2 separate regions of the Homo sapiens genome follow, and region 1 is linked to region 2. Evidence: read pairs that join two places in POLR2A ChIA-PET (ENCODE). Cell type or tissue: Panc1. All regions are shown on one strand.

What was found. ChIA-PET counts read pairs that join two places held together with the same protein. Peaks named below come from ENCODE experiments on the same cell type or tissue, not always from the same donor. Only the 100,000 strongest peaks of a DNase experiment are listed, where the experiment ranks them.
Region 1: POLR2A ChIA-PET joins it to region 2 with 6 read pairs; 7 of 35 experiments call an interaction of 5 or more read pairs at or near these places.

The regions. Positions count from the first base shown.
Region 1 is chr4:26,878,931-26,882,930 of GRCh38, reverse strand. The region is part of intron 1 of STIM2 (stromal interaction molecule 2); the gene reads right to left. Among named protein-coding and RNA genes, the nearest start is that of STIM2, 20 kb to the right of the region's middle. In Panc1, no CTCF peak of the experiment used is centred here; no DNase peak of the experiment used is centred here.
Region 2 is chr4:26,934,984-26,938,983 of GRCh38, reverse strand. All of the region lies in intron 2 of STIM2 (stromal interaction molecule 2), which reads right to left. Among named protein-coding and RNA genes, the nearest start is that of STIM2, 76 kb to the right of the region's middle. In Panc1, no CTCF peak of the experiment used is centred here; a DNase peak (open chromatin) is centred at 2,083.

The sequences.
Region 1 (4,000 bases), 56 kb after region 2:
AGGCAGCGGAGGTTGCAGTGAGCTGAGATCGCGCCACTGCACTCCAGCCTGGGTGACAGAGGGAGATTCCATCTCAATAAAAAAAAAAAAAGAAAGAAAAGGAAACAAGAAAAGACACACAGATAGCACCTGGATTTACATATAGTAGTTGAAGCCATAAGAAGAGACTAATGGGCCAGGTACCGTGGCTCATGTAATACCAGCACTTTGGGAGGTCAAGGCAGAAGGACTGCTTGAGCCTGGGAGTTCAAGACCAACCTGGGCAATATAGGGAGATCCTGTCCCTACAAAAAATACAAAAATTAGCTGGGTATGGTGGCACATGCCTGAATTCACCTCCAGCTACTAGGGAGACTGAGGCAGGAGGATCACTTGAGCCTGGGAGGCAGAGGTTGCAGTGAGCTACAATGGCACCACTGCACTCCAGCCTGAGTGACAGAGCCAGACCCTGTCTCAAAAAACAAAAACAAAAAAAAAGAAAGAAAGAAAGAAATTTAAGAAACTAGGTTTCTAGATAAAACCAGAATTACAAGGGGGCATTGCTTCTTGGCCTTTTGGCTAAGATCAGGAGTAGAATTACAATTGGGGGAAAAAAAATTAGCAACAACTGAAACTTTACAAAACTGGAAAAAATGAAACCACAATTAACTTATTATTAATAGAAAGCTCAACCCTTTTCATGATAGCACATTTTTACAAGAATCACCATAAGAGAATGTCAGAAAAGAATCAGTCTTCATCTTCTCATTAGTTTAACACATCTTTTGCTGGAGCAATCTCAACCCCCAGTTACAAGGGACAGTGTATTTAACAACACAGAAAAGGGAAACCAATCATACTCTAAATAATCAAAGAAATAAAAACATGACATTTCACTGAAAATACCAAAGATTCTGTTTCAATAAAAACACTATTGGGCACTCAAAAACACAATCCTTCCAGAAAGCAATCTGTCAGTAAATACATACAAATAGATATTTTTTAAACCGTAAAATATACATATCTTTTAACTTAATAGTATGCTTCTAGGAAGCTGCCCTTAAAATCCACAGTGGAGAAAAGATTTAGGCAAATAAATGTCTACAACAATATTTTTTAAAGAAAAACTGAAAACTATCCAACAATGAGAATCTACCCAACAATGAGGAAATAATTTATATCTTCCATTCAATAGTTAAGAAAAAGCTCAGGATACGTTGGATTTTTAAAAGATGCAAAATTCCATCTAAAAGGATTGCAACTTGTCTTAGTCCACTCAGGTTGCTATAACAAAATACTTTATACTGGGTAATTTAGAAAGAACAGAAATTTTTTTGCTTACAGGTCTAAAGGCTGGGAAGTCCAAGATAAAGGCACCAGCAGATTCAGTGTCTGGTGAGGGCTCTCTTGCTTTACAGGTGGCACCTTGTTGCTATATCCTTACATGACAGAAGGGAAAGGCAAAAGTGGCTTTTTTTTTTTTTTTGAGATGGAGTCTCACTGTGTTGCCCAGGCTAGAGTGCAGCAGTGCAATCTCAGCTCACTGCAACCTCTGCCTCCAGAGTTCAAGCCATTATTCTGCCTCAGCCTCCCAAGTAGCTGGGACTACAGACATGCACCACCACACCGGGCTAATTTTTGTATTTTTAGTAAAGACGGGGTGTCACCATATTGGCCAGGCTGGTCTCAAACTCCTGACCTCAGATGATCCACCTGCCTAGGCCTCCCAAAGAACTGCGATTACCAGCATGAGCTACCGCGCCCAGCCCCCGTCTGGCCTCTTTTATAAGGGCACTAATCCCATTCATAAGGGTTTTGTCCTTATGACCTAGTCACTTCCCAAACGCTATAACTCTTAGTACCACCATCACCTTGAGGTTTAGGTTTCAACATATAAATTTTGAGGAGACACATATATTCAGAACATAGCACAACTACATAAAATAATACTACATATACATATAGAAAAGAACAATACCAAAATGGTTCTTTCTGAAGAGTAAAATTTGTTTTATTCTCTTGTCTACACTTGCATATATTTTCCAAGTTCAAAATAAGAGAACCTATGTATACAAGAGAAGAATAAAATAAAAATAACAAAGTACCAATTTTAAGAATTCTAAGATCTTTGAAAAAAATCACTTCTAAAACATTTTAAGTTACCGTATCTGGTTTAAAATGCATTAAATATTTCCTCTAGCTTAATTCTAATTTGGCTGTCTATCCTCGGGAAAAAGAAAATTAGATATATATATACATATATATATATTTACATATATATTTACATATATATTTATATATATATTTACATATATATTTATATATATATTTACATATATATTTATATATATGAAGGTTTATGCACAAAAGGTATGAACCAAGGCATTCATCCAAAAAGTTTTATGTAGTTACCTATGAGACACTGTGTACTATCTAGATACTACATGAGTACAAGGGCCCAATCCTTTTACAGCTTATATTTCTGTGGATAAGTACAGATAACAAGTTAATAAGCATATTAAAATGTAATTTCTGGTTGTAAGTATTATAAAGGAAATTAACAAAATACCGTGTATGTTTATCAGGGACAGCAAAGACAGAGCCTGCTCCTATAGGAAGTCACCAAAAAAAGTCCTGAAAAAATACAAAACCAAAAATATACTGCATCCAGACATGCAAAAAGATGAGAAGGAACAATCAAGATGTGGGAAACCTCAAGCGCCAGGGCCCAGAAACAGAGAAAGAGTTTCACATACTCCAGCAGCAGAAAGGAAGCTGGGTAGATGGAAATGGTAAAAACAGATGAAGCTACAAAGGTAGACAGGGGCCAGATCATGCAGCAATTTGCAGGCCAGCATAAAAGGTTTCTATTCTATCATAATTACATAAGCCTCTAAAGCGGGGGGAGAAAATTATCTTATGTGTACTTCTGAGATTAGACTGCAGAAGGTAAAGAATGATAACAAGAAGTTAGGAAGGTACTGCAGGAATCCCAGTAAGAGGGAATGGTAGCCCAGACCAGAGTGATGGCAATGAAAATAGAAAAAAGCAGAGAAACTCAAGACATAATGTGGTGGCTAGAACCCATAGTATTTACTGGCAGGAGGTCAGAATGTGGGCGATGAGGGCCCAGAACAATCAAGTATACCTCTTAGGACTCTGGCTGAATCATTACTTACAAAGCTAAAACTTAAAGTGTGTTTCTAATGACAAGGAATAGTTACATATATTATGAAGTATCCATGAGATGGAATATTACTAATGTTTGTGGAAGGCTTGCTTCTCTTTACTATCTATGAGATAATGGGCATGATACTTACATAGTCCTTCGGTTTCCTCAAATAATTACTACATATAATACCTACTGCTCTCATAGAGTTGTTGGGAGAATTAAATGTGAACCTATGAAAAACTTAACACAATGACTGTGTAAAGCTATCAGAATTCATAGTAATAATATCTCACCACCCAGAATAAAAAAGGTATTCAATAAATGTTTTGTAATTGAATAGACAAGCAGATAAAAGAAATGGTATAATATCCCAGGTCACCTGACTCAATCCCATAATCCTTCTACAAAACTATGCATTCTTCACCACAGGCAGGTAAAAAAAAAAAAGATTAACAGTTTCACAACCATTAGATTGTGAAATCAACTAAGTGAAACCATGAAATCCTCGTTAGAGATTTTTGGTACAAACTATACAAAAATGGAAGATCTATGCTGTCATGTCGATTACATAATTAAGTAACTACATAGTCAAGTAGATTAACTAGAATTATAGGTAAGTTTCTGAGTCACAAAAGTAATTGAAAAGTTTACTGGCCTACTTACAGGCTGATGAGTCAATCTGAATGCAATACAAAAAGAGCACACGACAGGGGAGACAAAGCAGCAAGAAAATATTAAAATAACGTCAAAAGTTAGATGGTGATAAGGTTTGGCTCTGTGTCCCCACCCAAATCTGACCCCCAACTGTAATCCTCATGTGTGGGGGGAGGATCCTGATGGGAGGTGACT
Region 2 (4,000 bases):
AGAGAGCCTCTTTCAGCTTCCACGGCTCAAAACTGAATACAAGTTAAAAATTTTAAAATTTAAAAAAAAACAAACTGGAAATTATGCCTAAACATGTTATGAAGAATGAACAGTAGTTGGAACAGTTGGACTCTAATCCTAGTGCTCCTTACACACACTATGTAACTTAAATAACTTAATCTCTCTTAAGCCTCTGTCTCCTTATCTATAAGAGAGAACACTTCTGTCCATCTCAAAAAAGTACTGCTGAAGATAACGTGAGACAGCATTAAATGTGAGGTTATCTGAGGATAAGAACTATTTACCTTACACCTCCCTGATATAGCTTAGCACTTTACCTTACGACAATCCAAACAGCTTTCTAGAGCAGAACTCTCTCCTGAGACTATGTGATCAGTGACTGCAGCAGTCAGTGCTTGGAGAACTTCCTGCAGGCTAAATGCTGGATAGGTTCATAGGAAAACTTAAGACTATTATATAAAATTCTTCAGTTATGAAAACTTGGTTACCTTTGTTTTTGTGGTAAAAACACAAAAGATCTACTCTCCTAGCAAAGTTCAAATATATGATACAGTATTATTAACTATAGTAACTAGCTACACATTAGATCCCCAGAGTTTTTCATCTTATAACTGAAAGTTTGTACCCTTTGACATGTGAGGTGATAAGACTGCGATAATAATCATTTCACAATGTATAAAGATATCAAATCACCATATCATATACCTTACATATACACAATCTTTATTTGTTAAATATACCTCAATAAAGCTGGGGACATTTTTTTGTTTTAAAAAAAAAAAGAAAATTTGGGAAAACCAAGAAATGTGCTACTGAAAAAAAAATTCTAAAAGTCAATGAAAGAGTCAACATTATTTTAATATAAGAAAAAGCTATTTTTCTTTTAAAATTTATTTAAAAATTTTAAAAGCTATTTAAATTTAAGCTATTTAAATTATTAAGCTATTTAAATTTATTTCCAGAGGAAAAAAAGACAAAAAATCACTTATCTGCAAAAAAGAAAAAGGAATGGAAAGTTGCTGAGTGTTTCCGTCATGTTAGTAGAAAACAAGCTATACAATACAAAAAGACTCAGACTGATAAACCAAACTGAGGTAGAGCCAGTGTTTAGCAGTAGCAGAAATCTTGGCACAAAACTTAGATCAATTTAATAACAACTTAGTGAGGGAGCAAGACAAAGATAAAGGTAAGTACAACTGAAGCAGGCTGATAAGCCATATGGCGAAGGTGATTATATGGCCCATTTGCTTAGGACAGTCCTCGTTTACACCCTTTGTCTGGATGTAATTATTAATAACACTCTCTTTCACTCAGAAAAAATGCCAGTTGGGATAATAAATTATATGGCCATCCTATCTATAATAATAATAATACAAGGCTAATAATGTTAATGTTACAGTAAAGGCACAATTCAATTCATTTGTGAAATGGGAATAAACAGGTCTGTACTCATCAAAACATCTTTAAGGTGAGATACTATGTGAAGTGTCCTAAACTCGCAAAAAAGTATATTAGATCAATGCAATGCTGTGCTGTGATGCTGAAAAGGCTGAGGGAAGGAGTGGGGAGATGGCAGCACTGGCAGTACCATCAGGCTGGAACTGAAAAAGGGAAGTGCAGACACACTGTCCTGTCCTAATTCACAACCCTACTCCCACTGCTCTGCCCCCTTCCGGTCTGTAACAATGTTTAATAGGAAATTCTTGTTGCAGTAAACTAAAAATTAATGAAACAGAAATTAGAAATAATTTTTAATAAAAAATACATAATTACCATATGGTCTGACTAATGAAAGCAAAAATAATTTGGGAAAGGGGCTAAAACAGTCATTAGTTGAAGCAGGGGTTGTGGCAACTCCCAGAAAAAAGCAAAAGGCACCAGGCACAGTGGCTCATGCCTGTAATTCTAACACTTTGAGAGGTTGAGGCAGGTAAATCGCTTGAGCCCAGAAGTTCCAGACCAGCCTGGCAACACGCTGGAACCCCATCTCTACAAAAAATATAAAAATTAGCCAGGCATGGTGGCTCATGACTGTATCCCAGCTACTTGGAAGGCTGAGGTGGGAGGATGCCTGGAGTCCAGGAGGTCAAGGCTGTGGTGAGTCATGTTCACGCCACTGAACTCCAGCCTGGGTGACAGAGCGACATGCTGTCTCAAACAAAAAAGGCAAAAGGCACTGGGTTGAATGTTTCGATGCTCCATACTATGAAATGATTTCAGAAGTTTTTGGTTCTTCATACACAGATCTCATACTACAGTCAGTTATTCTCAGTTTATAAGTAGGTTGCATTTAAGAGTATGTATCCACTAAGTGAAGCATATCTTTCCACAGAAACTATGTTATGGTGTTTAACTTCCTAGTTCACAAAATCCTATTTAATCTGTATATAACTGAACTATATACAACCAATGGTGTTTCTCAAATGGCCTATGACTAAGACAGCCTCAGCAAGAGGGAACCCCCAATAATAAATCAGAACTCAAGCATAGAGATTAGATAGTCTGGATGATAAGAAACAGTAGAATAAGAGAAAGCTGTTTTCTATTGTGGTTGCTTTGAGGGACAAGCAGATACATGACCACAAATGCTCTGGGAGGATCAGCTCTTATCAAATGTCATAAACAAAAAGATAACTCAACAGCAGTTGGTAAATGAACTGGAAAAGCAAGAGACAGAGAAGAAACTCCAGTAAATAGGTTACTATAATTGTCAGGACATAAGGACATAAGTACTAAACTAAATAAATGCTGGGACCAGGTAGAAGTTTCACAATTTAAGTAAGAAATATTCTAATATAAAATCATCAGATGTTTTCTTAAAATCTGTCTCAATAACTTGCACAATGATTCTTAACCATCTAGGTTACAGAACCATCTTACTTTAAAAACCAAAAGATCCTCCCCCACATAAAAAAGACAAATACAACCCTGCTTTATAGTAACTGAATGTCAATGACTTCCTATAAAACATACAAAGAAATTTTTAAGGTTGAACTTGGCAAAAGTAAAGTCACAAAATACAGGAGCAGAAAACAAGGTATCTTGCAAGAGCATCACAGTAGTATTTATATTTATAAATATTGTGCCTGAGATTAAAAGAACTGTAAAAATATAATGCAAAACTTTAAGATTTATCAAGGTACAAAGAGTAAGTCATGAACCATATTTTCAAAGACCTAATCATAAAAAAAGTAAGATTTGTAACTATACTGTCTACTCATAAAAGGTCAAGATAAAGAGCTTCTGGCTACTATCAGAGTCCTGAAAGTCTAGTGGTTCTCAAACTTCATCAGAATCACCCAGAGGATTTGTTAAAACGGATTGCTAGGTCCCATCCCCAAGCTGCTGATTCAGTAGGGTTGGGGTGGGGCTCAAGAATTTGCATTTCTAACAAGTTTTCATGTTAAGTTAATACTGCTTGTCAAGGGAGCATCAATTTATTTACTCCTTAGAGCAATTTCTTGGAACTACACCAACTCCATTTTCATCTACTTCTTTCCCTCCTTTCTCACTCTGTAAGCTAAATGAGAAGTATTAGGGTGGCCCTAACCTTTTTCTATTTAATATCTTGCTTCTAAAAGATGTATAGAGTGCCTATCTCATTTTGAATAATTTAAACTATAGTTACATATACGTAAACAAAGAAGAGGTAACCAAAATGACAAACAAGTATGTAATGCTCAGCACGCTTTGGTGAGTTGCTGAAGACCAAAATACCTTACACATACCCTATAAGATGACTTCCACCTACATAAGAATCTTTCTTCCAGATTCCTAATCAATGGCGTCCAAAATCATTACTTCCTGGGTCTCTTCAGATCAACAGACATCCACAATCCAGATATAAATTAAATTTTAAAATAGAATTTGCAGCTAAAATATAAAGACATAGTGGCAAATTTATAGGAAAAGATATTTTAAAAAGTTTAATCATGTCTTCCCTTATCAAAATGATATCTACACTTTCTGCCTCACTCAT